Linked DNA regions of Mus musculus: all the other regions are linked to region 1. Evidence: chromatin loops called from intact Hi-C (ENCODE). Cell type or tissue: left cerebral cortex. All regions are shown on one strand. Region 1 overlaps Anks1b (ankyrin repeat and sterile alpha motif domain containing 1B). Region 2 overlaps Anks1b (ankyrin repeat and sterile alpha motif domain containing 1B). Region 3 overlaps Anks1b (ankyrin repeat and sterile alpha motif domain containing 1B). Region 4 overlaps Anks1b (ankyrin repeat and sterile alpha motif domain containing 1B). Region 5 overlaps Anks1b (ankyrin repeat and sterile alpha motif domain containing 1B). Region 6 overlaps Anks1b (ankyrin repeat and sterile alpha motif domain containing 1B).

Region 1 (5,000 bases):
GCTCACTCACATGAGGCACCTGGGCGTGAAGTGCTTGAAAGCATCCCAAGTGATTTCAATGTATAGCCTCTGTCACCAGTGGGGAACCATTCAAAGGATTTTAACCAGGAGCATAGCATGATCAAAAAAAAAAAAAAAAAAAAAAAAAAAAAAGGTAAGCATGGCGAGAAGCTGGCATACTTAGGGAGAAGTAGCTGAGTCAGCAACTCTGTAATATAGCCATTTCCAGCTATGTCTATATCAGGCACAGAGGCCATGGTGGGCATCATGATGATGGTGATGGTGATGGTGATGATGATGATGATAAAAACACCATTGGCTGCCTCTAGCATTGAGGGCATGCCTAAATTAGAAGTCAGTAAATAGAGTCGGTTTTCACAATCGAAACCCCATGTATCAAAAGGACGGTAAATTATAGTCAGTATTCAAAGGAACAAGGTAATATTAGACATTCCACGGAAGCTTTTGATGGTGGCTAACGTGGCTTCAGTTTGACCCCTCGGAGGCTAAGCTTCTGTCCGATGGAAATTTTACTTACTGTTTATAAAGAGAAAGACACACCGTGCAGCCAGGTTTCAAATGTGCCCTCTTTTCTTTCATCTTTATTTTGGAATCGGGTCACTTTGCTTTGAAGCCTATATCCACCACTCAGTATGTGGTCTTAAGTCACTTCCCTCTCTGGGACTTGGTTTCTGGTGTATAAATAGAGGACAATAATATCTGGCCTGCTGGTTGCTAGGCTTCCTGGGAGGCTCAAATGACAGCTTGCTATTACCCATCCCATTCTCTTCTCTCCGGTTTTATTTTTCTTTTGCCTTTTCTCGGTGACTTCCCCAGATCACTTTCCCAGAGTTGGCTGGAAACCGGTCCCTTGGGACACATCTTCATAGCTAGCAGTGTTCGCTTCTTCCACCCACAGCTCACGGGGCGGTGCGTGGGGGCTGGGGGAGCACAGGTTACCCCATCTGACGTATAAACGCCAGTCTGCAAGAATGAGGTCTCTCTGTCCTTTCCTATCCGCAACTCCAGTCTCTGAGGGTCTCCCACCCAACCCCCTTTTCTTCGATGTTGATTTTTAGGTACAAAACTGCTAGAGCTTTTACCTGCAGCTATGTGTGCACCGACATTTGACCCTCAGCAGCGACCTGGTGGCACCCAGATCTTTGTTCTTGAAACGGAGGGCAGAATAGCGGCTTTACCCAGAGGCCTTGGATTCTTCGTTCAGCCCTGAGCCATGAACCTAACAAATCTAAACCTGTCTGGAATTTGCCCCAAATTTTAAATGTAATGACCCATAATGGTGGGAACCTCTACTTTCCAAAGCAGCTCAGTAGTCCCTATTCTCTGAGACTGTACTTTTGCATCATATAATAAAGAGCATTGTAGTGAAGCCAGTGAGGTTTGTGTTGTTGTTGTTGTTGTTGTTGTTGTTGTTGTTGTTGTTTTGCTGGTTTTCTCACATTTCTAATACAACAGATAATTTTTTGTTTGTTTCTTGAAGAGACTTTTTCCTTTTTCAAGACATTTAGGACGGAACTTGTTACTAAAGAAATTCGGCTGTGTCGCTGGTAAATTATGACAAACTGCTCGTGCTCCCGTGAGATTTGAGAGACATACCTAATGAAATACCCTATAGAGTATAGAAAATAAAAAGGAGCCGTCCTCCATACATGCAAATGCGTATAAATGCAAATAACCACTCTTGCATGTTGATCCACTGGAGAAATCGTTCCGTTTCTATTTTAAGAGACAATCCGATATTATGCTTAAAGGACAAAGAAAGCCAGAAAAACTATTAAGAATTTTGAAACCTATAATGCATGCTATCCTGCCAGAGACGGGCAGTAAGTAATGTGCCAGAGAAAACGGGGAAGGTCAACACAGCCATCAAGGTAGGGTACAAGGTTCCTATTCGCCATTATGGAAATCAGTGGAAACCTTGAACGAATAGTAATGAGCTCGGTGATTCTGTGGCTTAGAATTCATATCTGTTTTAAAGATGTGTAAGGATTGCCAGGAGTTTAATTTTAAGCTATTTTGGTTTTTAAAGAATGTATTATGTTAAACTGCAAAGTGTGGTCTCAAATGCTTTTTGATCTCAGGCAAAGAGCTTGTTAGCTTGAACCTCAGAATTGGAAGCAGTTTTACTGTACAGACTTTTGTCTGACGCTCTACCGCCACCTGGTGGCAATGTACCTAAAGTACAGGACAGGGTACTAAATGAAAAACCAAATTCTTTTTTTTTTGTTGTTTTTGTTTGGTGGTGGTGGTGGTGGTTTTTCGAGTAGAACTGAAGTTTATTCTGTGTCAGTTTTATACCATTCCCTATTCCTGACTCTTTGTCACTCATTAGACTCTTATTTTTTTGTAGACATTCGAACACAAATTTCAAATACCACATGATTAAAATTGTTTTTACCAAAATGGAAACAGTGCAGTCCACAGATTAGATTAATCTGAGTGACAGGGCTCCTTTAAATATGCATATATTACTCACCAGCACACTTCTGTTTACCTGTTTATAGATGCCTTAAAATAGAATAAGGAAGGAAAATGATTAGTAACCGTGCTTTAAAAAAAAATCACAGTTTCACAAAGAATTCTTCAAGGCTTTAGATCCTAGCTCCTCCACAAGCCTTCCTTGGGCAAGTCACTTAACCCTGAACCCTCCATTTCCAAGACCCTGAAATCTGAGTTAATAACCTTCTCTATGCCCCTGATGATACCGCTCACGGGTTTGAAGAAATAACCCAGGAACATATGATCACAGCGCTTTGCACTCAGGTTCTCTCCTTTAAAGAAGACTAAGCAACCATCCAGTTTCCACGTTCCCAAGATTGACAGAAGCATTGTGAGTGATTGCCATTCTGCCGCATGCACAAAACGTGCAAAAATACACACCCTAAAACAGCTGGCAGTTGTTTGGTTTATGAGCCAGACTAGGCTGGAAATTTCTCCCAATTTCATCCGACCACACACGCGCGTGCGCGCGCACACACACACACACACACACACACACTTGTAGCTGGCTCTGATCTACTGGGGTAGAAAAGTCGGGGTCTTGGATGATCACAGCTGACATGACCAGGATTTATTTCTCTGCCCAGTCCTCTAGCATGCATCCTTACAATAGAAGAGAAACAACAAAAAACAGGTGTGCACTGAGATGTCTTGAAGGTGTTTTGTTGTATTGTGTGTATGTGTAATTGTATATGTGTATGTGTATATATGTGGGCATATGTGCATAGGAATGCAGGTGCATGAGGACCAGAGGCCTCAGAGGCAGGTGTACCCAACAAGTTTTCTACAAGAGCAGTATGCACTCTTAATCACTGAGCCATCTCTCCAGCCCTGGGCATGCTCTGTGCTGAACCTCTACTTATAGCTCATCTCCTAACAAATGGCCGACAGGAACTATTTTGAATACCCAAATCAACATGGGAGGAGAGGATCTGACCTGTCTCTTCACAGAACAAGCTGTAAATTTACATAGGCACAGGGATGGATGGAGAATACGGGCCAATCAGTCTACCACAACAGCTCTGATGAGCAAACAAAGGAGAATGGCATTTGGAATTATGGGTAGTCAGATCATTCTTTGTAAGCTCTGACTCGGGATTTTTATTTTTAATTTTAAATCTGTTTTATTTGTTTATTTATTTATTAAATTTTACTTAATGTATGAGTGCTCTGCTGCATATATATGTGTGTGTGTATATACATATACATATACATATACATATACATATACATATACATATACATATACATATACATATACATATACATATAGGCCTGCCTGAAGAGGACATCAGATCCCCCTATAGATGGTTGTGAGCCACCATGTGGTTGCTAGAAATTGAACTCAGCCTCTGGAAGAGCAGCCAGTGCTCTTAGCCATTGAGCCATGTCTCCAGCCCCTCTGACTCAGGTTTTTTGTTGTTGTTTTTTTTTTTAATGAAAATCATCTTTAAGAACATGAGACATAAGAAGTAAAAGGTCCAGACAGAAAACTTTATCAGACTCTTAAATGTTTGGGATCAAGAATGTCAAAATCAATGTACAGTGACTTGGATGATAAACGGGCTGCACGATAGTGGAGTCACCAGACCTGTGAGATGCTGAGAGTTTATTTATTAGGTCCATTGGCCATCAGACTAGCCTACTTTAGAAGATGAAATCCTGACGTCTCCTCTCGTGGAGAATCAATTCTGTGCTCATTCAACTATGTGATGCAGACTCTGCGCAAAGTGGAGGTGCAGCCAGCGGGTTCTCGGTGGAACTGGGTTCTAGGAGCTAACTGAATCTTCTGGGCATGTTCCAGGGAACACACCGATTAGAGCACTAAGAGAAACACCTCATTTCTGCCTGTCTCTCTTCGCTGACGAGCTTCTCCTCTAGAATTTGTCCCTAGACTCTTCCTTCTCCTCCACCTGCAATGTCAGTGTGGTGACACCACCACATAGGGCAAGTCCCCAAGCAGCCTTTTCACCTCTGAGCAGAATGCTGCCAAGAGTGAGTGAGCGTTTGGCTTTCTTCCTGAAATCTGTATTCAGACTATGCATAAACCCTTAGCATCTCCAGAACCATTCTGGACCCATTGAGGAAGCTGGGCTCTAGAGTCAGACTGCTAGAATTTGAACCCCGTCTGCCTTGGTTTGGTTTGGTTTCATTTTGCTTACTGTGGTTTGGTTTGGTTTGGTTTGGTTTGGTTTGGTTTGGTTTGGTTTGTGGTGTGGCGTGGCGTGATTCTGTGTGGTTTGACTTTGTTTGGTTTGATGTAGTTTGGCTTGGTATGGGTTGGTGTAGTGTGGTGTGATTTGGTGTGGTTTGGCTTGGTTTGGTGTGATTTGGTTTGGTGTGCTGTGGTTTTGATTGGTATGGAGTGGTATAGTGCGGTGTGATTCAGTATGGTTTGGTTTGGTGCAATTTGGCTTGGTGTGGTTTGGTTTGGTGTGGTATGGTGTACTGTGATTTGGTGTGGTTTGGTTTGATTGGTA
Region 2 (5,000 bases), 200 kb before region 1:
AGAACCTGGAAACCAGGTCTGCTTTGACATGTAAAATATGCATCTTCATCTCTTGTCCAGGGGTGGAACCCAAACAGCTGATAGATATAAAAGTACTTCCAATGACTCAATAAACCTTAGCTATTAACCTCAAAGGGGAAAATTAAATGATACTCTTGGAAACAGAGAAGTGGGCTTAAAGATGATTTGAAAGTAATTAAATAAACACACAAACATATTCTCCAAATCCTTTTAAGAGACCTCATGTACACAATTTGCTTGAATATTTGCTTGGAATTTCTACTCCCAGAACCAACGTCTTCATTCAGTGAGGTTTCATTTCATGATTTTCTTGTTTCAGCCTTCATGGATTACCCTAGTTAACATGGCAGCTGTTGAAGAGAATTTTCATCCAGACCTAGGGTTTCTACCCAGCCTTTGGCCATTTAGTTCCTGTATAAAAGACACATATAGACACACACAGCTTTCATATTTACAATAAGCCTTAAACAGCACAAGAGCTGAGCAGATACCTACCCTCTATGCTATTAGAATCTACTTTTATATCAGTAACCCCCATGTTATTATTTACTATGTTTCATCTGGGCTGGTCTTAACTGGTCATTTGGGGGAAACATGGCATTTCCAATTGGCTAATCCTCAGGACAATATTTTCATGAACTTTTACCTAACTCATAATGGCTTCCCTTCCTCCTCACCTTCTCTTCTCCTTCTCCTAAATTCCACCTGTTTCTTCTGTCCAGTTATTGGCTGTAACATCTTTATTTACCAATCAGAAATAACTTGGGGGCAGGGTCACATAGCATCTCTTGAGCGTGTGTGAGGACTCCAGGTCTTAGGGACCAGCACTTAGCATTGCAATAGACATCAAGACCAAACCTCAACAGGCAACAACTATTGCTTACCCTCTGTCTACTTTAACAGATCTCTGGGACATGGAGTGCCTGAAGAGACACAGTAGAAACTGAGAAACCAGTAAGGAGACTTTCACAACCATCCAGTGGGAAACTAATGTGCGAGAATTAGGCAGAATGTAGGTGTATTTCAGAGGCAAAACCACCACAGGGAACTAGGACACAATTGGTTGTGGGGTGAGAAAGAAAAATTAGCATAAAAATGACAGGGAACCCAGAGGTAGAAATCTAGAGTTCAGGGTAGAAATCTGGCTAAAAAAATGGAAATTTTGCAATTGTTATGAATTAGGTAATAGGCAAGCCCAAGACTGCAAATGACTAGCTAGCAGAGGGAGCAATCAACAAAACAGGAAACAAGGCTTAGCATGCTGAGCCCAAGGACTCTTTGAGACAGACTTTTGGAGATAGGAGGAGGACTAAGCCAAAGAGCATGGGAAAGAACAGCCATGGGGTGTGAAGAAAGCAGATGAGTTAGGGGCTTAATGAGAGTGTCCCATCCAGGAGCACGAGAGGCTGTATTAGATGCACAGCTGGTAGGTTGAGTAGGAGGAAGATTTAGAACGGTCCATTTCGGCACTATGGGCATTTTGCCAGTGCGAGGAGGAGGGATGTGTCCGTGGAGGGACATGAATCAAAAGACTGCTTGGGAAGTAGGGGAGAAATCAGAATTAGCTGCTCGCTTGCAGAGCGGGAACATTGATTTCCATATTTTCTTACTTTAAGTTAATATTTCCTTTTCTGGATGAAAGAGGTGGAAATTGCCATTTGATTGCTTTTCATATGTTTTTTTTTCTATCTATGGAAAATTACATGATGCCCCCCAACCTGAAAATTGCTGTGCAGTATTTTGCTAAATGAATATTCCATTTTCTAGCATCTCAGAGAAAATGACACTCATAGCTTCCACCATCATGGAAAACCTAAACAAGCCCATACATTCTGCATTTTTCTTACCCTGGCTGTTATTTTTGTGATCCCTTCTTTAATTGGTCGAGGGGCATTTGAAAGATAGCAATAAAAAAAATCAATTTTCTAAGCCATGTTACATAGCTTTAAAGCACATCTAGTTCTCTCCGGATCAAATGGAAACATTAGCAGAGTTAAGTATCATTCATTGTTGCCATGACTACAGGGCCAAACCCTTATAGAAGACTTTTATTTTACATTCAGTTTTCTTGCCATAGCAACAGCAATGTTGATTTAAAATGTAACTTGCTAGATAGAATTTATCTTTAACATTTCTGTGTATTTTCCATGGTGTGTCTTGTTAATAGGACTAGACTTTAGATGACTCTCCTGCTCTTTGGAGATGAGACATCTCTCGGGATGTATGTGAGAAAAATCTAGGCTGCTCATTGCTTACAGGAATAGCAAGCTCACAGGACACATTTGCATGCATTACATTCCCAGAGCTTCAATTGAGGATATTTAAGTGACTTGCATTCAAGTCCAAGGTATGTCCTTTGAAACCTGAATTAGAATGGTTATTCATTTCAGAGTAATTAAAAATAATTTTCATCCTTTGATGTTGAGAAATTACTTTCTTTTTATTTTAAAGACAAAACTTTGTTTGTTTCATTTTTCCAGAATAATAGTGCTTCTGCTTCTCTCTCTCTCTCTCTCTCTCTCTCTCTCTCTCTCTCTCTCTCTCTCTCTCAGCATTCATAACCAGTTGGCATAGGATAAAAATAGAAAGTTTTTAAAATATGTTAAACCAAAGAGCCAATACTTTTGAAAACAACAGATTTAAGTAAAAGGGCTCTTTTCCTGTCTTCCCACAGTGCAGTGTCTTCTGTTGAGGACCATACAAGGCTGGACTGACTGCAGCATTACAAAGAAATACATTTTGGTGAGGGAGAAACAAAATCTCTTCGTTCCAAATGCAGTTCTCCACTGTAGGCCACTTACCCATCTGGCTCTCTCTAGCTGTGGGAAACACTCCTAGCACAGAGCATCCTTTGAAATGTCTAACCCCTAGGGGGACAGCCTTAGATGAGAAACTGCCCCTAGGAGCTTGGCTTATACAGGAGGAACAAAGAGGTTAGTGGTTGAGGGTACCAGAGGAAGGGCGCGTGGGAGAGCAAGAGCAGCTAGCTTCCTCTGCTGCAACAGGAGCTTCTTTCAATGCAAAATGCATGCCAAGATAGATCAGGCACTGTACCAAGAAGATACAATAATTTAGTAATACAGTCTGCCCAGGCAGCTGAGCAGCTGGAAATGAAGGAGCTTTGGGATTTGCTATAAACGGTGGGGAAATTGGCTGATAGCCTCTCTCCTATATTGAGCGAAGGGAGCAAGAGAAAAGATTATAAATGTTTGAAATCAGAGCCAAACTACATGGTCTGCTCTGGTCCAGGAGCTACCAGGAACCCAGCATCCTCTGGCTTCTGCATTAGATGCTGGTTTTTGGCAGGGTGTAGGACTGATGAACCAAAAGACAATAGAGCTGGCTGGCATGTGATTTCAGAAAAGCGGGTATTGACCTTAAATTGTTTACAGGGGAGAATGTTATCACCAACCTACCTGATGCCCTTAGTATGATCTGCTACCTATCTTGGGATGATTATTCAGTCCGACCAAATACCCCCAAGGTCATTGCTGACACCTGGAAGGTCCTGGGATGTTTTTCAAACTCCAGTGATACTCAGGAGCTCATAGACAGCATGTGATAGTGAGGCCACAGGAAGTTTTGAGTAAGCTAGAGACACAAAGTCTTGTAAATGTAGTGGGAAATCAGACTTACATCCCACAGCTGGCCCTCTGTTGATGAGCTATGTGATTCCCTGTCAGTGCCCATATCTCCTACTTCAGAAGCTTAGTAGAGGGCTTCAAAGAGATGGGATGACCTTGAACATAAAAGGCACATGATGGATGTTACTCCTTCTGTGTCCCCTTACCTTACCACCTACGGAATCTTACCCTCTGTGACCTTTGCCATAAATTCCTTTGCATGGAGTTGGAGTTTATTTAAATATTGTCACTTGCTTCTGGAAATGTTAGTTCAGTTATGAGGGAGAGGAAGGAAGAGAATGTAAATCCTAAGTAGTTGCCGCAAAGGTTCACCTAATGCCACTCTGTCCTGAGATGTAAAGGTACTCGTCACATCTGGATACAACTAGCTTGAACAAGTGAGCTCTGTGACTAGGGGGAACAGAAGGATAAGCTACAGTAGGGTTCATACAATGAATGATGTGATAATTGAAAACCATAGGTGACACTTTTCCTAATATTTGTGATAAAACCCAATATGTTTTTAAAAGCTTGTTGGAAGGTATAGACCAGATGTGTTATTATGATGGAGGTTAATTTTTTTCAATAAAAACAAGTTCATGTTAGATTTATGTTAAAAGGATACTCATATGACCATTTTGCATGATAATTTTTTAACTAAATATCATGTAGTAGTTATTTGTTATTATTTTGTTTTGGGGTTTTTTTGTTATATTGTTTTTTGTTTGGTTTAGTTTTTTTGTTTTTGTTTTTGTTTTTTTTCCAAGACAGGGTTGTTTTCGTGTAACATCCCTGGCTGTCCTACCTAGATTAGGTTGGCCTCGAACTCATGGAGCTCTGCCTGGTGCTACTTCAGGAGTACTAGGATTAAAGGCAACATACCCAGCTCAGGAGAATCATATTTTCAAAGAATTTACTTGATTTACATCTGTAGTTGAAGTAGTACCCTTCTTCATTTGTAAAATCCTTAGAATACTTTGTTAATATAAAATATCTCATATATTACAAGGTACAAATGTACATAACAAATCCATCTATTAATAAATCTACATTTTAGTAGAATACAGGTTATTCGGGGTTATAGTAAATACTTCTGGGTTCCAGTGAAGATACTTTTGAATAAATTTTTTATAGCTATTCATTTTATAATGCACGTATTTTGTTTCAAAGTACTAGCTCAGCCTAGGAACTCAAAGGGTCTTTCTGCGGTACACACATGCAAATACAATTTGCTCAGGACACTAAGACATTGCTTGCTCTCTTTTCAGAGTCACAAAATTATATGAGGTATGTCTCACCAGAAAAATTTGAAAACTCTAAGCATGTATGCATTTAAAATTATAAGAATATACAGTA
Region 3 (5,000 bases), 460 kb before region 1:
GAAATGTGTTTAGGTTTTTTTTTTTCTTTCTAGAAATTGTCCTAATTCCAAGTTAAAATTTATTTAAGGATTGTTCTTGAAATGTGTTAGCAAGTGTAGCAACAAAATTTTAAACCAAACATTATAACACAATGCCATCCGAAGATGAGCTAATTTGATCCTCAGAAGCTGGGGAACAACAGCAAGAAAATTAAGGTCTTTGTTTTCTGAAAATTAAGCTGCTGTGTTTTGCTAATAGAAGAAAGCTTTGTATGTATAGAAAGGGGGAAATACACTGCAATTCATAACAGACAACAGTGTCAAATCTGAGCTGTGTTACAGGCTATTTGAACCCATTTCTAGTTAGGGTGTAGATCAAGCCTTAGCGCACACCTTCAATCCCTCAGGCTGGAATACAGACACATCCTTATACACGTCTTTAATTCCAAACAATGAGGGAAAAGGTAGTTTGCAGGAGGAAGCAGCCACTTTTGAAAGTGATATGTAATTGAGTTGCAGAAAAAAGTGACAAATCAGAGAAAGATGTGACAGAATAGGATATGCCCAACTCTCATGAGAAGAGGGAGGAGAGGGAAGCAGTTAAGGGAGAGACAGACAGTACAGGAGAAGAGATACAGTCCAGGATACAGTAGAGTGCATGGAACAGTGCAGCAGAGTTGAGAGGGAGAGTGGAGCAGCCCAGGGAGGGAGAAGGAGGCAGTGTTACCAGGAGAGTTTTACAGAGACAGATTGAAGAGAGAACAAGCTAGACACAGGCAAAGACAGAACGAGCCAGAGAATGAGAAGGAGCCAGAAGATTCGAACGGATTGCTAAAATCAGTTTGAGGCCAAGCAGAGCAGTTCAGAGGCTGAGAGAAGCCAGATGGAGTCAGTCAGCTGGGAGAGGAGTTTGAGCCAGAACAGCTGAGTTGAACCAGCCAGCCCGAGTTCAGGAAGCAGAAGAAAGGGTGAGCTTATTCAGCAGCAAGTCTCAGAGGGAGACTGGGACACTATGTTTCACAGATAACCAAGGGTTTAACATTCTTGGCCTAGATTAGATTGTGCAAAGACTAGAAGCTTCCAGGACTAGGCCTAGGTTAGCAGATGCAGGTAGTAAGCCTCGGAGACAACAGTCACAACAGGTGAATAAACGTTATCCCAAGAGTTGATGCCTTCCAGGAAGCTTTGGTTGCTACTGTATGGAAAGATGCATCCTGCAAAGTTCACCTGTGCACTTAACTGTGCATTGAGGCTACAGTGAAATCTCGGAATGCAACATAGGGAAGCACTCCCAGCAGCAATCTGGCTTCAATTAATATTAGGTCATTGTGTATTCAGAAACCTCTTACTGTTGTCAAAGTATCCATGGCTCACCTGGTACTGCTGCAACCCACGGTTAAGATTCGGTGCTGTCGGGTAAAGGTGAATTCATTCCCAGACAAGAGTGTTCATTGCCCTGATTGCCATATCATCTGCTAGAGTCATCATTGGCCAATTTTGGGGTGGGGGTAATTCATATGCATACTCATTATAATATACATACTAAAGAGCATGAATTTTTATAGAACCTTTGATTAATCCTTATCACGGTTTTCAGTTTTCTTGAGACCAAGTCTGTACACTCATGATACAAAGTTTAGTGAGAAGTTTATCCTAAGTGGCAACCTGTTTTCCTTATGAGGTCTGGTGTTATTTCTGTTTATATTCTTACCTTTCACAAATCACTGAACACTTAGGTGGGAAATTTGGTAATATATTTTCTTCTCTCTTACCAGTTCCACTCTCCCACTTTAAGTGTGATTCTTGCAGTCTCAGGTAAAGCAATCCTTTTATTTTCTCTCACTTTGTAATGCTTTGCTTCCTTAAGTTTTAATATGCAGTCTTTAGGCTTCAGTAAAATACAGACTTCAGTAGGACTACGTTAGTGCCTAATCGTTGCCTAAGAAGTTATTTTATACAACCTTTTAGCTGAATTTTTAATGCATAAATCTTCTTTGTAAAGCCACAGCAGAGTAAGCAAGCATTTACATGGCCCAATTACCCAAGCAAATGTTGAAACCAAATGTCTCTGTGTCCACACAACTGGGATGGAAAATCTGCAAGCTGTTGGTAAATGTTTGTTATAGACACAAACAGAATCGCTTGGGTTTGATTTTCTGGCTGAACTCTCCACCCTTGGGAGCACAAACTATGCGTGGTGTGATTCTCTCCCATTTGTGAGGGAGACTTGGGACACGATGTTCCACAGATAACCAAGAGTTTAACAGGGTATTCTAAAGAAGGGGTATTCTTCTACACAATGATGTTGTATGGTAGTTCTAAAATTATTACCTTAAATTAATTATAAAATCTGATAGGGAGGTGTTTTTTGGTGTCATATTGGAGTTATAATTTGCAGGTTGAAGCATTCATGGTCATGGCTTAAGAGAGAAACTCTTTTTGCTGATATCAGGCTTGTATAATGCTTTACATTCCTGTAATAACTGGATTATGGTTGGTTTTATATTTTATGTTTTTAAAGGAGGGTTCTGGATTTTCTTTTCTATGTATTATTATTAAGTATACATCGTATAGCTTTCTGCCTGTATATATGCCTGCAGGCCAGAAGAGGGCACTAGATCGCATTATAAAATGATGCTATGCATGGCCCAATCTGTGGTGTTTGCTGTATAAGAGAAAAGCTTGAATACAGAAACAACATGTTGTCGTAGGGTTAACTAGAAAGTGAAGTTAAGCACTTGAAGTTCCAGGCTAATATAGAATCTGGACCAGATAGAGATGAATCTGGTTTTGAATACTGGAAGGTAGAGGGAGCTTGCATTACCAGAGCAAGCATGGGTGGGAGGAAGACCAATGATGTGGTGGTTGGAATGAGATGGGTTGCCATAGGTTCATTTGGTTGAATGCTCCGTTCCCAGTTTGATGGAACTGTTTGGGAAGGATGAAGAGGTGTGGCCTTGCTGAGGGATTCATGTCATTGGATGCAGCCGTTGAAGGTCAAAAGCACTTATGCCTTTCCTGGTCTCCCTCTCTCTGCCTCATGGTTATAGATCAAGATGTGAGCTTTCAGCTATTTATCTTAGGAATTCTGACCTTCTTGAATTAAACACTTTCTTTTTACGAGTTGTTTTTTATAGTGGTGTTTTATCACAGCCATAGAAATGCGGCTAAGGCAGAAGTTGGTGCTCAGAATGAGGCATTGTTGTGACTAGCCTGGTCATGCTGTTTTGGAGGGATGGGGAAGACTTTGAGACTTTGGACTAGGAGACAGTTAAATGCTATAACTGAAGCTTAATGGATTATCCGAGTAGGACATTGGAAGACAATGGTGCTGAGAGTAATGGTCGCTATAGCAATCCAGATCAAGAGATTTCAACAGGGAGCAATGTTAGCAACTGGGCTAGAGACCATTCTTGGGATATTTTGGCAAAGAATAGTGCTGTTTTCTGCCTATGACCTAATAATCTGCTAATTGAAAAGTTTTGGGTTAATTTCCTTGGTGGAGATTTCAAAACAACCTAATATTGACTCTGTTGCATGGCTATTATTAAACACTCTGTGAAGATCTACAAAGCAATAGAGCAAGTAGAGAAAAGGAATACAAAATATACAGACTGAAGTAAAAAGGGCATCAGGAAATTTAATGTTGGAGCCAAGATTTGCACTGAAAGAGATGGGAAGAAGGCATATTCTGAGGTAGAATACAGGGAGGGATGTTCTCTGGGAAAGACCCCACCCAACCCAGCTTTTGTCACTTCTGTAAATGCAATTCAGTGGGGACAGGTTCTGTATCAGGTAGGCAGGTAAAACTTGAAAGTGTTTCCCACATGGTTCCAGCTTTAGAATTATAAAGGATACCTTAGTGAGAGGATTGTGAAATCTCCCTCTACAGCTAAGAAAAGCCACCGAGGACGGGCTTATAGCAGGGGAGTCTCTGCATGGAGGCCCTGAGAGGCTATTGTGCAAAGTGTAAAAATGAAGCCTGGATTGTGTTAGAAACCCCAAGACACTGGGGATGCCAGAGCTGTGAGATATCTGTTGAGAAGAGCTGCCTACAGGAGGGCGTGGAACCAGGGTGCTTGAGAGAGACAAGTGTGTTGCAAACAGCGAAGCCAGAAGGGTTCAGGCATTCGTGCCCTTTGACATTAGACATGGAGCTGTAGGGTCTGGAATTGTTCTGCTGGATTTCTGCCTTGCTTCAGTCTAGTATTTCCTCACAGTGTCTTCATTTCCCCCATTTGGAATGGTAATTTATATTCTGCCATACTGTATGTTGAAAGTATCTTTTTTTTTTTTTTAAATAGGGTGTTACAATTAAGAGAGGGCCTTGAGTCTGTAAAGAGACTTTCTATCTTTAAACTGTGTTTAAACTGTGTTGAGGCTGTAGAAACTACAGAGGCTTTTGAAGTTGGACTCAATGCATTTTGCCTTATGATTTGGCCATGAGCCTGAGGTGGCCAGAATGGGTTGAATGAGAAAGACTTTCATAGGCTCATATTTTCTTTTAATACTTAACCCCTAGTTGATGGAACTTGTTGGGAAAGATTAGGAAGTGTGTCTGTGATGGAGGAAGTGTATCACTAAGGGTGGGATTTGAGGTTTCAAAAGATTCAAGGCCATCCCCAGTATCTCTTTACCTTGTGGTTGTAGATTAACATGTGAGCACACAACTGTTCGTTTGCTCCGTTATTATGCGAACTCTCTGAAACCATAAATCCAAATTAATTGCTTTCTTTTATGAGTTGCCTTTATCACAGCAATAGGAAACTAAGATAGATAACATATGGGGAATTCTTAATTTGACATCTCAAGCATTACTTGACTTACCTAGTAGTTGCTTAACAGATACACAATCATGAGGATTCAGTGTTGTTGGTGTTTATTAAAGCCAACGTATTTTCTTTTTTTAACTCTTTATAAAACTGAACACCCTCATGTTGCTTCATAAACCGCATTGACTCTAAAGAATGCAAAGCATTTTCAAAAGTCTGAAGATGTTTCAAAATGTCTGCCCCATTCCC
Region 4 (5,000 bases), 110 kb before region 1:
GATGACCCTTCCTGAGCTAGCTGCTTCAGCCGGTCGCTTAGCTTAGCGAAAGCACATGCTGACAGAAGAGCCATGAAGTATTTATTGTTTGTTACTTTAGGTGAAAAACAAACACTTGGGTCAATTAGCTGTCAGGGTATGTATAGAAAGGGGCTGGTGTACCAAATGCATCGGTGTACTTTCGAGTCCTGGTCTGTGTGCAGTCTAAACCGGGCGTGTGCAAACTTCTCAGTGTGCATATAGGTGAGAAGGAGGATGGGAGGCATGCAAACGACAATGTAGTTTTCTAATCATTCCTAGACCTCCCCAGACACTCATCAGCTCCCCTTGTTAAGCTCCTTCAAGCTACATCACGGTTCTCCTCACCTTCCCTTGCTTTTAAGGTCCCATCGCACATTATCACTGATCCCTAAATTTAGGGAGACCTACATGTCACAAGCATGTAGCACACAAATGACTCGTAGGTGTCCTTAATCGTTCCTCTGAGATAAAATGCTGAGGCTGGCACCTGCAGCACCTTCATAAGCCTCTGAGGGCTAGTCAGAGCTTTGACATTCCTTTTGCCAGATTGCTTTTCTCCAAAGTTGACTGAATTATTACAGCTTTGAGGGTTATTAAGATGGTTAAACTTCTACTCCTACCAAAAAATGTGTATGCCTACAAGGTTTTTAAAAATGCATAAATGTGGTCTATCATATGAGCATCAAGTAATATATGCATATAACCGTTTAGGGGTATCTTGTTGTTTTTTTTTAATTAATTAATGAGCTATGCGTTTCTTTTTCTTGTGTCCATCAGACAGTCACTGGTTATACAGTTGAGACTCTGTTGAAATAGGATGGAAGGGGAAGTTGTTGCAGCCCTAGAGAGGTTTAAGACTTACTTAGGGCAATAAACAGATGGTATTAATAATTACCAGACCTAGCAAACAAATTGAGTATTGTTTTGGCATTAGTTATATTGACTACATTTCTCTGCATAGCTACTTTTCCCCCCTGTCTCTACCTGAAACAGGGCATGTCATTCCCAAGCCCTGGTCCAAATCCATTCTGATCCGTGAAAAGTTTAGATTCACTGAGTTAATCGTCCATACTGAAGGATGATTAACTTTCAGCTTAATTTTCCTCTGAGTATTAAACACTTATGAACAAATATAATCCCCCTTTGAATGTATTTAATGAGAAGGTAATCTCTCTGGTTTTAAAGAGAATTTGAAGAAAGAGTGTGCAGAACAGTCATGTGAGAATTGTGCACCAAATACATCCAAAAAAAAAAAAAAGAGCATCGTAGGAAGATCAACGTCTAATCCTAAGTTGTGGCTTTATCTGTTTATTTCCAAGTAGTGTATGGAATCTTCCAGAATATAAGATCACCTTGTTAACTCAGATATGCCAAGGACTTGTACTATGAGACAAAATCAAAACAACAGCTTTGATTTGCCATGTAGAAGGATTAATTAATTGTGAAGATGAAGTAACTCATGAAACGTTGTCATCAATTCAATGGTGTCATCAATTAGTGCATTTCAGGCTTTCATGCACCATTTGTTTGGGGCCAATATTGTGAGAAAAGATTGTCTACCTTTACGATAATAGTCTGTTGGTTGCCGTAGGCTACTTAATGCTGAGCTTAAAGCCCTCTGTGGTTGGCCCACTTTAAGAAACAGACTTCATTAATGTAAAAATCTGTTAGACCTGCTCAGCTTCCATTCGGTGTCATAGTCTAGCTTTTGTTTTTTTTTTTTCTTGTGGCATATTCTGACCTGCATTTATTCATTCTGTTGCCTAAGCAACAAGCACCACGCTCCCATTAACCATGATGTGGTGTAGGTCTTTTTAGAAGAAGACAGTAGACATCAAGAGGATATAATTAATGTTGGTTAAAATGCCATAGTATATCCATGCGTGCACTTAGTTATGGAAACATATTCTACTTGTGGGTTAAGTGTAAATGTTTCGTGTAAATAACATTTGAAGAAAGCATTTACTCAAGGCTTATTTTTTTTTTTTGCTAAATATATTCTATATACTCTTAAACATAGACATAATATATGGTTAATTTTTATCTAATGACAATCATTAACTTTAGTAAAGATGACTTGATACTGATTCCTGAACATGGCTAGAGAAGAAGGAAGTTCCTCCCCCAAATGCTTTTAACTCTTTATTGTCTTTCATCACTTCTCCTCGGGCTCTTAATATTTACCCTTGATTCATAGGTACAAGAATTATAAACTTTTGTTCTGTGCCTTCATCCTGGTTTATAGGACATCAAGGACAGAGATTAGATCCAAAGCATCATTAAGAATATACAAATAAATAGAAATTGGTACAATTCAAGAAGGGCTACAACAGAGCCTTAATTAAGCCAGCTAAGACTTTGGGGAAGTCATGTGTGTGTTGACATCACAAGCCCTCACCAGTCATGCGTCTGAAGTCTTCCCTAGTCCCGCCCTGCCTGCTTCCTCTAAAGACATCACATCTGCTCCCCGCATAAGCACAATCTCCCTGCTTCTCACCAGACCTGGGGAAGCCGTGGGGTCCTCTGAGCCTTGTGCTTCTTCAGCCTTTGCAGTGTATGTAACATGACTAAGTTTTAATGCTGTTTATTTTCCCAACAAGGAGTTTAGGGATGTGTTCGTTGTTATGCAGACTTGCTGGTTTTTCCCTTATTATATTTATTGCTACTGCCATCTTTCTTTTTCTGAGTTAGATGACTGCTCCCTAAGTTGTCCAAATCACAAACCCTCTATTTCTATGTCTTTGCTCCTTATGTCCTCTCCTGCTTCTCGGGGACTGTCATTTCCTTTCTTTCCCTTATACTTTTTATTCTCAAAGTTCTCCCTGCCTGGTTTACATAACTTCCCTTAAGGACTCTAGTCCATAGTAGTTTGTCTTTCCAAACTCGCTTAGTGGTTGGATTTTGCAGCCATCGTTCTAGAGTTAGGAATTAAGTTCCCATTCGTCTATATCTTGTCTTCTCTACTAGAAGAGAAACTCAGCAAGTCTGTTTTGTGTGTGATTTCCTTGCCTTTCTCACAGCTCCTAACATAATGCTATATGTTTAGAAACTCACCCGTAAACACCACATACACAACAGATTGACATGACTGGACCTTCATTTATAAACTAAAAATCTTTTTGGTCAATGAGAGTATGGAGCATTAGTTGTCTCACTGTGGAATTGAGTCCTCTATAAATATTTTCCATGTGTTAGAAAATGTTAGTTACTAGGGATATGATGATGAACAAAACATGACCCTCAGTCAAGGCATACTGTTGTCCTGAGTATTTGCCTACACATCCCACAAACATTCCTTCATGCATATAGAATATAAGACAGGAATCTTGCCCCTTATCTTTTCTTACAATCAGAATCAATCAGCAGATTTTCCTATATTAAGTTAAATACATAATGGAAAAGGCAAACAATCTGTTGGAGTTCAAAGTCAAGGCAAATGGAGCTAGTGATAGCATCTATCACTCCTAAGCAGTACTACAGCAGATTGGTGGTGTGAAGATCATATTACAAAGGGTCTATTACTTGGAGGAGGACTGACTCAGAGCCTCTCTGGCCTCACTACCCAACACTTACATTTGTAAATTCTAAAGGGGAAAAGAATGAAATTGTATAGTGCATCATTCCTTTAGCAGCTCCTGTTGACCTATTGACTTGAGGTGATTTGACCAGTGTTCGGGATAAAGGCTTTATGGAATTGATTATAAAGGTACTACTGGAAGCCACACACAAATTGGCATTTCTGGGAACTTGAGCGGATAGCATTCATAAAGCTCAAACTGGAGGTCAAAATGAGAAGTTCCCGTTACACACTGAAAAAGACCCAAGGAGCTATTGGAGGTTATAGAGGTCAACAGAAGATGGAAGCAAGAGAGGCCAATAGGTACATACTTAAATGAAAATTTTCTCCCATGTTTGTGGTGCATGTATGTTACATGCTAATAGACCTACAGATCTGTCCTATTTTCCAGAACTTTGCTGCAGAGCAAAGAGCTCAGTTTGCTTTGCAGCTGGTCTGGAAAAAATGACCTTTTAAGTCTTAGCAAACCACCATCCAAGTAAGAAGTTAGACCTGTAGACAACAGAAATAACTTGACCGTAATGGCTAAGACTAATCATTCCATGATGATTTCTTACTTAACAATGTTTTCAGGCAAATCTAGGAAGTTTTTATGATGTATAAGTATAAGAGAAAAATGTCCATTTCCTCTATCTTCCTGTTTCTGAAGCAGACTGGGCTTTGAATTGAGTGGATGACCTCATATTATAAAAAACATCTATACATTTCCAAACTCATTTAGGACAGACAGCAGTGGTGGACTCATTCTTACAAAAGTGGCTTGTTTTTGGTTTTGTTTTTTTTTTTTGTTTTTCAACCATTGACATTTAAAATTTGTCAGTATCTATCAGTCAGTGCCAAAGGGGAGTCATTCTTTATCTGGACAACAGCTAAATTACAAATACAGGAAGCAGCAACAGCAAATGGGTGGTAGGGGACAGAGAAAGGCTGACTTCTCGTCAGCATGGTCTTGTCTCCCTAGTGATCTGCTTTACTCATGGAGTCCAGCAGCAATGCTGTTTGGGGTGATTATGTTAATATTTTGAGCTGTCTAAAGGTACAGGAGAAAATGTTGGTGTCACGAGAGCTATTAATTGTTCTTATACATGCCATTAGCCCGGGAAAGGATACTGATTGCTTGTGCTGCACAGCAAGTCAGAAATGAGAGCATGTGCTAGATTGACCATGCTGAAAGGCTGACTCTCAGGGAGGATGTCAGCCATGGTTCCAATCTGGTGATGGAAAGGAGCCTTTTCCTCCATCTGGAAGTTACTCTGATTAAAATTTTAAGCACTAAAATATGTTGCCCCATTTTCTAATAATCCAGTAATGTAACTCCCATTACTAACTAATGTTCACATGAATTAGCCTCTAATTTAGTCATGGAGCACATTTGCATAATTTGATCTCCAGAATTGCTTCA
Region 5 (5,000 bases), 540 kb before region 1:
GCTATTATATAACTCCTGCCCTCCTTTGAATTGATGAATAGTAACAATTTCATGTGAAATCTCCTGCATAATAAGATTATGCAAGTTTGGAGAGAAGATACACCCTAAGGTAATATTGCTTTGCATAATAATTGTACAGGAATTTGAAGCACCAATGAGCAAAGCCCACAAAAAAAAATGAAATTCTGTTGTTGATGAAAAGCACCTGTCATTTAACCAATCATCTGATTTAATTTTTTTTTTTTTTGTAAAACAGAATCTTTGTCTTCAAATTATAAATTTTGCCTTATGTTCTAAGCCTTGGTAAAAGCCAAGCCAAGTTAAACAAATCTCTCTAAAATCTCCTCAGAACTTTTAAGATTTTTTTTTTCACTTTATAAAAGAGAAATATTGATGGAGGAGTGAGAAGTGGTAAGCTGTCATTTAATGTTCTTTCTCTTCTAGGATTTTTGATGACACCTGCATAGAACTCAAGGAGTTGACATGAAAGTGTTCTTTAATAAAATCAAATAGATGCCAAGCTCTCATTTGGATTTCTAATGATTAGAAACCTTCTTTTACAATGTGGTCAAATGTAGCAGGCCCTCAAGTCATTGAACTAATAATTTTTTTAAAAACATTTTTTATTAGGTATTTTCCTTGTTTACATTTCCAATGCTATCCCAAAAGTCCCTCATACCCACCCCCCCAAACCCCTACCCACCCACTCCCCCTTTTTGGCCCTGGCGTTCCCCTGTCCTGGGGCATATAAAGTTTGCAAGTCCAATGGGCCTCTCTTTGCAGTGATGGCCGACTAGGCCATCTTTTGATACATATGCAGCTAGAGACAAGAGCTCCAGGGTATTGGTTAGTTCATATTGTTGTTCCACCTATAGGGTTGCAGATCCCTTTAGCTCCTTGGCTACCTTCTCTAGCTCCTCCATTGGGGGCCCTGTGATCTATCCAATAACTGACTGTGAGCATCCACTTCTGTGTTTGCTAGGCCCCGGCATAGTCTCACAAGAGACAGCTATATCTGGGTCCTTACAGCAAAATCTTGCTAGTGTATGCAATGATGTCAGCGTTTGGAAGCTGATTATGGGATGGATCCCTGGATATGGCAATCACTAGATGGTCCATCCTTTTGTCACAGCTCCAAATTTTGTCTCTGTAACTCCTTCCATGGGTGTTTTGTTCCCATTTCTAGGAAGGGGCAAAGTGTCCACACTTTGGTCTTCGTTCTTCTTGAGTTTCATGCGTTTAGCAAATTGTATCTTATATCTTGTGTATCCTAAGTTTCTGGGCTAATATCCACTTATAATTTTAAACTAGCTTTATCTATGAGATTAACTTACAAACAGTAATATCTTTGATAATATTTTATTCACTTTTAAAGTAGGGAAAGTTCTTGCCCAACTTTACCGGCTATTACATATCTGAAGTATGTTATAAATTATTAATGCCAGTATATTACATATATGTATGTATATATATGTACATATATATATATATATATATATATATATGTGTGTGTGTGTGTGTGTGTGTGTGTGTGTGTAAATATATTTTATATTCAAACAATTTATATGAAACACAGATATAATTTGAAAGGAAATCCTGTTTTCAGTCCTATGTCAGTAACATGACTTTACTTTTCTCAAATTGAATTCAAATAGTCTCTCCATGAAATTTATGTTTTGTGGCTCCTTTTCTCTTTGTCTAGTAATGCAGAATTATCTTAATCTTTCTTAAGCTTAGACTATATAAATAAAGATCTACTTTCTGTGGAATTTTCACCTTCTTCCTTCTGGACCTTTAAAACTATAGGTGTTCAGTAAAAAGTTTAAAAGGCATTTGAAACAAAGAAATACTTCCGTGTGTCCATGAGGTTTCTTTTCCATATACATATATGCATATATATGATTATATTTATTTTGATAAAGGCTTTTCAAATACCTTTTATACAACTCTAATAGTCCTGTCCACTCAATGGGAGGAAATCCAAGCCTGACACTGTAAACTTAGTCAACTTCTTGAGGGTAGTAAGGCCCTGGAGCCTAGATGAAATACCTTCTACATTACTAAAGCAGAATAAACAATAACTGTATTCTAAATACCCATCCTTATGTTCACAGATCACTGTAGCTGTCACCCCTCATCAAAGAAGCTTCATTCACAGCAGATGGGAATTGTTACTCAAAGCTACAACTGGCCGAAGTGCATAGGTCAATTAGAATGGGCTGCCCATCTCCAATTAGTACATTGACAACACACCACACTTAATACTCAGGGAACATATAAGAAAAACGTGTGGAAAATTGTAAGAACCAAAGGATTAGGACGTTTGCTGCTATGTAGACCCCCTTTTTAAAAAAAGAGGACTCCAGGTGGACAGAAAGGGAGGAGACTGTGCAGGTGGGAGGAGTTAGAGGAATGAATAGGACCAAAATTTTATGTCAAATTCTCAAAGAATTAATAAAAATATTTTCTTTTTCAAAATAAGTTTTACATTGCAGATTTCTATTCTGACTTTAGAGGGCAGTGCTAAACCACTAATTTTCCATGCTTTTGTTATAGCCACTTGTAATGGTTATTGTAAGATAAAGCTGAAGTTTCAATCATGATATTTGCAATACAATCCTTAATATGATTTCTATGTAGTAAAATTAAAACAAGAGCCCATTTATCCAGTACTTTATCTAATAGACACTTAGTAAGTTTATTATAGACAACACATTGTAGATGACACAAAAATGAATAAGTCTGTACTTTCTTTCAAATAAATTAAAACTGAATGGGGAAGTTAAACACACTATATATGTGTAAATGCCAAAGTGTTCTGTGTGCAATCCCAATCCTTTTGTGATTGTGATAGTAAAACTATCAATAATGACGATTTTATGTGTTAGTTATGGAAGTAATTCTAGCCTCATAGCGCCTTACAAAAGTAGAAATGATCAATGCACCTATTTTGGCAAGCAAGGAAACTGAGAATTAATGAGATTAAGTATTTACTCAAAGCTGCTTAGCTAAGAAGGTGCAGAGCTAAGGCTTAATGTGTTCTTGTTTGACTTCAAAGCAGCCAAGGCTTTTTGGCACTGTGCTTCCTTACTTCAAGGCCTATGTGAAATGCCATAATGTGCATGCTTGCATAAGCAATGGTCGACATGTAGAACAGAGTGATATAATTTAGGTTTGTGAGAAATCTGGGAAATGTTTACCTAAAGGGCAAAATCTGAACTATACCTGAATCCATAGAGTTACAATAGCGGCTAAAATAATAATTAATATTTATTGAAAACTTATCATATGCCAGTCACTCTGTATCTATCACCTCATTTGATTAGGAGGAAAAAGAACGTCTAAGTGTTATTTTTTTATTGTGTAAGTAAGGCAAGCAAGGCTGGGATTGGTCAGATCTGGAAATGTGCAGTTTGAATTTGAATCCAGGATTATCTGCTTATAGAAGCTATATTTTAAACCCCCATTATATACTGAATAGAGAAGTAAGGTAGACGGGATGGATAAAAATGTGGGACATGACTGTGTAAGGCTAAATAATTCTACTTGACTGTAGTCTGGACTGAATATAATGAAATAAATGAAAAGGCAAAGGAGGGTTTCAGTATTACAGGTTTGTAATCCCAGTTATTTATGACATGAGTTCAAGGTCAGCCTTGGCACTTAGTGAGGCCCTAAAATTGGATGGGTAGAGAGATGAGAAGGATCTGGGAAAACTTTGGTTGTGGGGATCATGATCAAAATATACTGTATAGAAATATAAACCAAAAAGAAGTTTAAAAAAACCAAATAATTTTTTGCTTCCTGAGTTCTGTGGATTGTATTCTAGGTATTCTTGTCTTTTTTGGATAATCTACTTATTAGTGAGCACACACCATGCATGTTCTTTTGAGTCTGAGTTACCTCACCCAGGATGATATTTTCTAGTTCCATCCATTTGCCTGCAAAACTTATGATGTCCTCATTCTTAATAGCTTAAGAGTATTCCATTATGTAAATGACCCATATTTTCTGTAACCATTCTTCCATTGAGTGACATCTGGGTTGTTTCTAGCTTCTGGCTATTACAAATGAGGTCACTGTGAACATAGTGGAACATATGTTCCTGTGGTATGGTGGAGTATCATTTGGGTATGTCCAAGAGTGGTATAGCTGTGTCTTCAGGTAGATCTATTTTCAATTTTCTTAGGAACCTACTGAAGTTGGGGACCCCTGTGGTTGTATTAGGGAAAGGCTGGAAGAAGATGAGAAGGGTGACCCCATAGGAAGATCAGCAGTCTCAACTAATCCAGATCCCTGAGATCTCTCAGACACTGAGCCACCAACCAGGCAGCATACATGCGCTTGTCTGAGGTTCCCAGCACATATATAGCAGAGGACTGCCGGGTCTGGCCTCAGTGGGAGAAGAAGGGCCTAATCCTCCAGTGACTTGAGGCCCCAGGGAGTAGGGAGGTCTTGTGGGGGACTAATATCCTCTTGGAGACAGGGGGAGGAAGAATGAAGTGAGGAACTGTGGGAGGGGGGCACAAGGAGGGGGGCAACAGCTGGACTGTAAAAAAATAAAAGTAATAAAAATAATTTAGGAATGCTCACAGCCATCCAGTGGACAGAGCACAGGGTCCCCAATGAAGGATCTAGAGAAAGTACTCAAGGAGCTGAAGGGGTTTGCAGCCCTATAGGATGAACAACAATATGAATAAACCAGTACCCCTAGAACTCCCTGGGACTAAACCACCAATCAAAGAAAATACATGGTGGGACTCATGGCTCCAGCTGCATATGTAGCAGGGAATGGCCTAGTTGGTCATCAATGGGAGGAGAGGATCTTAGTCCTGTGAAGGCTCTATGCCCCAGTGTGGGGGAATGCCAGGGCCAGGATGTAGGATTAGTGAGTAGGGGGTAGGGGGAGGGATAGGGGATAGATGGTTTTCGGAGGGGAAACCAGGAAAGGGGATAACATTTGAAATGTAAATAAAGGAAATATCTAATAAAAATAACTT
Region 6 (5,000 bases), 320 kb before region 1:
AAATAAAAAAAGAAGGGGGGCTCAGGAAATATATCTCCAAGGTTATCCTATTCCTTTCCATGTAGAACTATCAACTTCAACAGGATGCGGCGACGCCCGGAATCTATAAGAGACTAGGAAACCAGGTCTTTCTTTCAATGTGGCCTCTCAGATACTTGATTGTTGTTGTTTTTAAGACAAAAAGCCCAGCAGGAAAATCCCAGGAGACCCATGCAGTGCCGTTTCTCTGTCTTCCCTGCCTCATGCCCACCTTTCTTTCTGAAATTTCACCAGAAACTTGGTCAGTTCCTTCCCCACCTGAAACAGGCTGCTCGTGTTCTTCAGACCGAAATCTGCTGCCTTAAGGTAGCATCTGCCTTTCAAGGCTGTTGACGTGATCAGCCACCTTCTCCTACCCAAGGACATCTCTTCACCTGCCCTGGGAATGGAAAGGATGTAGGTGGAACAGAACTTGCAGGTGGATATATATATATTAGTTTCTTCTTTGAAATTCTTTTTTCCATCGAACTAGTACTACAAAATAAAAAAAAAAATACACGTGGGAAAGCATAGATGCTTAAATGAGTTGATGTTACTAATGCTTAATGAATATATACTTTTGGGGAGGGAGGGTATCACCAAGTTAAGGCAGCAAGCACAACCCGGATTCTTAAGTCTTCAGCACATGTATGGAGCATCCGGGTGAAGTGAGTCTGGCTGGCCACCTGAATCTGATATCTCTAATGTCGCTCCGAGCAAGCAAGTGGACTGACTTGTGCACATGATTGGGATTTCTTCTTGCTTGTTCCATGTCCTAGTTCAATGTGCCCTAGGATGGGTGGCACCGTACACTGGATGTGTGTCACCAGGGGGGACAGCCAGTGGTTAAAATTCCAGGAGACACAAGGTGGCAGTGATCGAGGGGCACAATCCCACAGATGTTATGTCGTGAGAGATCTTCCTTTGTTTCAAACAGCATTTTATTAACTCGATTTTTTCTTGCTTTTTACCCGGAGCTAATGCAGGTGAAAATCTAACTGCTTCATTGTCTGGAATTTTCTTTGAGAATCCAATTCACCACAGCGTGTATCTTCTCTCTAATTACCCTGTCTACTTCAGTGTGATGAATAGTTTTTCTATTTGATTTGATTTTCTCTGCTGAGATTGTTTTTTTTTTTTTTTTTTTTTTGAATCGCTTGAACTGCCCCTCTCCAATCAGTTATATTTGTGAGACATACGTGTGATTATTATGGCTAAATATGAAACTGAGGGGAAATAGGATTTTAATGTATAAGAAAACAGAGTTGGGCTGGGCGTGGTGGCGCACACCTTTAATCCCAGCACTCGGGAGGCAGAGGCAGGCGGATTTCTGAGTTTGAGGCCAGCCTGGTCTACAAAGTGAGTTCTAGGACAGCCAGGGCTACACAGAGAAACCCTGTCTTGAAAAACTAAAAAAAAAAAAAAAAGACAGACAGACAAACAGAAAATGGAGTTGGGGTTGGGGGAGTCTCCTTGGATTTGCAGTCTATACTGCCGGCTGGGGAGAAACCCCTCCGTACCCCTGGTTGAAAAGGATGTCCATACAACTGGGCGTTGCTCTCTGTGCACCTCTGGTGCTACTGTTTCCATTTGGGAGAGTGTTTCCTGCTCTGTTCTGTATCCCTGGCTGTGACAGAAGGAAGGTGGGTTTTGTACTGACCCTGGTGCTTGCTTTTCAAGGGCTTTGCTTTTGTGTGACGTCATCGGAAGACCTAAGGCAGAACTTGTTCCAGAGAAGCTCCAGGCAGCTTTCGATGTACCAGAGAGAGCAGCTCCTCTCTGCTTCCCTAGCTCGACTTTGGAAGCGATCGCTCCTCTACTTGTTGCTTGGCACCTGTGGCAGGCAGAGTTCTGAAACCGGCACCTGATGCCTGCGTTCTGAACCCTAGCCTCTTGAGTACATGAAAGCTGTGATGTACTGCTGCCAATGACAAAGGTGATGATAGGCCGTAACTCTGTTGTGTGTTTTATAACAAAGTGTGTATGGGAGTGGGTGGTAGATGCAATCGAATTCTCCATCATTGACTTTAACTTAATCAAAGAAAAGATCATACTATTTTTTTCTCATTCCTGTGAAAAATACCTGATATAAGTAATTTAAGGAAGAGGTGATTCATTTTTTACTCAGTCTGAGAGAGTACAGTCCTTTGTGTTGGGGAAGATGAGGTCAAAGCTTCTTGTGAGACATGGGCATAAGGCTGCTTGAACAATGCTTTTCATATCAAGGACCAGAGACAGACAGACAGACAGACAGACAGACAGACAGACAGACAGACAGACAGAGACAGAGACAGAGACAGAGAGAGACAGAGAGACAGGAAGTGAAAGATGGAGAGAGAGGGACAGAGAGAGGCACATAGAGACAGAGAGGCACACAGAGAGAAAAAGGAAGGAAAGGGAAAGAGGGGGAGGGGGAGGGGGAGGGAAAGGATGAAGGAGTGGGAGAGGGAGAAGGGAAAGGTGAAATGGAGTTGGGCCATAGCTCCTAAGACTTGCCACCCACTTCGCAACCAACCCTACCTATGTCCTAAGGTTGTACAGGAGCATGAAACAGCGCCATCTGCTGGAAGGCATGTATTAAAACCAAACCAAATCCCAGGAGATGAGCATTACAGACAGACTCAACCCCTAGCAGAGTTGGCTGAGTAAACCCGTACCTGTCATGTGATCTCTTAATACAAGATCTAGAAGCTAGTGACTAGAAACGACAGTCTGTTTCCCAGTGCTGCTGGCATTGGAGAAGCAAGCCACACAACTCTAAAGTTGTGAGGAAACGAATTCTGCCAGCATCACAGGATCTTGAGAGAGGACCCTGAACACTTAAGTTGGCACTGCAGATTTGACCATTGCCTGGATATCAGCCTAGTTAGACCTTAGTCAGAACCCAGTTAAGACTTGTGGCTCATGTAAACCATCTGGATAAATCTACAGTGTTATGAGCCTCTAAACTCACTGCAAGGAATACAAAGGTAGAGGATTATTACAGTGCCCCATGTTCTATTCATTTGGGTAAGGAGCCTCTCATTTTGCCTGGCCCCAAGGCACAGTTCAGATCCATGCCAATCCCTTGTTCTCTGTGGTTTTACATGATTGAGAGAGAAGGATTCTACCTCGCATCTCCAACCCCACCTGGGTATCACTTATGCATTTTCTATCATTCCTATTTTCCCTGAAAAAATATTTTTGTATGAATAAGTAATAAATTGTGAGGCTAATGCTTTAATAATGAAATCTTGAGATATAAGATAAAGGATGGGAGACTGGATTAGGGACCATCCAGACCGAAAACCCCTGCATTATTGATGCCTCCTCTCTAGACTTCCTGTCTCTGAGACCCAGCTCTTCATTAAAGCCAGCAGAGCTTTCGTTTTCTCATGCACATACTGGATCGTCCTGGTCTACTGCTGGAGAAGTCCGTGTGCTTCATCGCTGTGTACGCAGCACTGGGTTTGATCCTTTGCACTGTGAAAAAGAAAACTCTTTTTTAAAATGTGTGCATGCATACCTTGTGGATAGTTAAAAATGTGTGTCGTAATAGAAGAAGCTTTTCAGTTATAACAGTCATTTTAAACTAGGGTGGCTCCTGCTTTTAATCTCTGTATTCAGGAGGCTAAGGCAGGAGGGTTGCTTTGAGTTGAAGCCAGCCTTGACGACATTGTGATGTGATTTCCAGGCTACCCTGTATTACTGTACTAGATTCTGTCTCAAGCAAACCCAATCAAACTTTAAAAGAAATCACTTTGAAAGCCCCCTGAAAACTGTTGATTATGACAGTTATAAACTTACAGCAATAGTTATAAACTTTATAAGCTTATAGGAGCTTATAAACTGAAGCAATATAAAAAGCCAATACACATGAATATCCATATGATGCCCCAGGAACTATGTATCTCTAGGGAAATTTTATAAAGTGTGTAACACAGAGCTCTTGTCAAGTGGTTCATTATGAATTTGATATGGACTTCTACTACTTACTTTAATAATGTGAGATCGTTTCACAGTTACTTTTAATATAATATGTTATAAGCCGATTAGCTATTATGTCCATTAAAGTTAATAAAATTGTTATCTGTCCATTCTTGAAGAAAAGAATCTTTATGTGAGCAAGACCAAAAATGACTATTCAATACAACTTACTCATATCATGTTTCTTATTTTTATCCAAATATACCATGCACTCCTGAGCGTATTATTCTTAGTGCAAATGGCTCCTCAATTCTATCAACTTGAAATGTTTTCCCATCCAGTCTGCCTGATAGAGTCCAATTCTGTCAGGTAATTTAATTAAAGGTTTATTAAAGCTGCTATATTAAAAGATTTTAAACTGGTTAATTTGCTGTTGTTGTCGTTGTTGTTGTCGTTGAAACAGGGTCTCTATATTGCTCTGGTTATCCTGGAACTTACTATATAGACCAGGCTGCCCTCAAACTCACTGAGCTCTGTCTGCCTCTGCCTCCCAAGTACTGAGATTAAAGATGTGCAACCACACCCAGTTGTAAACTGGATAACTGAAACAATGGAAGAGTATTTCTCTTCTGGATGCTGGGAAATGTACATCGAGGAGACCTGGTGGTTAGCTTTTGGGTTCATAGACAGAACGTTCTCTATGTGTCTACGTGGGGAGACAAATGGATTCTTTCCAAGCTCTTGTTAGGGCGCAGGCACCATTCATGAGCCCTCTACCTCCATGACCCCATGACCACATCTCCTAGGTGTAGCCTTTCCTAGCTCCACCAGGTTTGGTGCCTTGTGTGTACTTCTTGCAAATTATATATGGCCACATTTATTTGAGTTTCATGAGCCCCTTAAGTAGAGGGATTGAGTCTCAAAACAAAAAGTATCCCTAATGCCTAGAATGGTGACTAACTTACAACAGAAGTTAAATACTTGAATAAGTGAATGATCATTTGATTTTTTTATCTACCTACCTACCTACCTATCTATCTATCTATCTATCTATCTATCTATCTATCTATCAGAAT

The links. Peaks named below come from ENCODE experiments on the same cell type or tissue, not always from the same donor. Only the 100,000 strongest peaks of a DNase experiment are listed, where the experiment ranks them.
Region 2: a loop joins it to region 1, with 2.7 times the contacts of the local background. A loop is called at or near these places in 5 of 42 quality-filtered maps.
Region 3: a loop joins it to region 1, with 2.5 times the contacts of the local background. A loop is called at or near these places in 6 of 42 quality-filtered maps.
Region 4: it touches region 1 in a loop (4-fold over the local background); 6 of 42 quality-filtered maps call a loop at or near these places.
Region 5: a loop joins it to region 1, with 9 times the contacts of the local background. A loop is called at or near these places in 12 of 42 quality-filtered maps.
Region 6: a loop joins it to region 1, with 2.9 times the contacts of the local background. A loop is called at or near these places in 4 of 42 quality-filtered maps.

Annotation. Positions count from the first base shown.
Region 1 is chr10:90,688,165-90,693,164 of GRCm38, forward strand. The region is part of intron 17 of Anks1b (ankyrin repeat and sterile alpha motif domain containing 1B); the gene reads left to right. Among named protein-coding and RNA genes, the nearest start is that of Apaf1, 390 kb to the right of the region's middle. In left cerebral cortex, a CTCF peak has its summit at 2,178 (motif pointing left); DNase peaks (open chromatin) are centred at 898 and 2,162; H3K4me3 peaks cover 596 bases; H3K27ac peaks cover 2,140 bases.
Region 2 is chr10:90,492,172-90,497,171 of GRCm38, forward strand. All of the region lies in intron 12 of Anks1b (ankyrin repeat and sterile alpha motif domain containing 1B), which reads left to right. Among named protein-coding and RNA genes, the nearest start is that of Apaf1, 590 kb to the right of the region's middle. In left cerebral cortex, a CTCF peak has its summit at 2,894; DNase peaks (open chromatin) are centred at 1,060, 1,489, 2,251 and 3,007; H3K27ac peaks cover 2,850 bases.
Region 3 is chr10:90,232,887-90,237,886 of GRCm38, forward strand. All of the region lies in intron 9 of Anks1b (ankyrin repeat and sterile alpha motif domain containing 1B), which reads left to right. Among named protein-coding and RNA genes, the nearest start is that of Anks1b, 360 kb to the left of the region's middle. In left cerebral cortex, a CTCF peak has its summit at 2,594 (motif pointing right); no DNase peak of the experiment used is centred here.
Region 4 is chr10:90,577,692-90,582,691 of GRCm38, forward strand. All of the region lies in intron 15 of Anks1b (ankyrin repeat and sterile alpha motif domain containing 1B), which reads left to right. Among named protein-coding and RNA genes, the nearest start is that of Apaf1, 500 kb to the right of the region's middle. In left cerebral cortex, no CTCF peak of the experiment used is centred here; DNase peaks (open chromatin) are centred at 325 and 2,453; H3K4me3 peaks cover 2,979 bases; H3K27ac peaks cover 4,884 bases.
Region 5 is chr10:90,149,181-90,154,180 of GRCm38, forward strand. The region is part of intron 8 of Anks1b (ankyrin repeat and sterile alpha motif domain containing 1B); the gene reads left to right. Among named protein-coding and RNA genes, the nearest start is that of Anks1b, 280 kb to the left of the region's middle. In left cerebral cortex, a CTCF peak has its summit at 2,512; DNase peaks (open chromatin) are centred at 2,452 and 3,068.
Region 6 is chr10:90,371,095-90,376,094 of GRCm38, forward strand. All of the region lies in intron 12 of Anks1b (ankyrin repeat and sterile alpha motif domain containing 1B), which reads left to right. Among named protein-coding and RNA genes, the nearest start is that of Anks1b, 500 kb to the left of the region's middle. In left cerebral cortex, a CTCF peak has its summit at 2,592 (motif pointing left); a DNase peak (open chromatin) is centred at 2,595.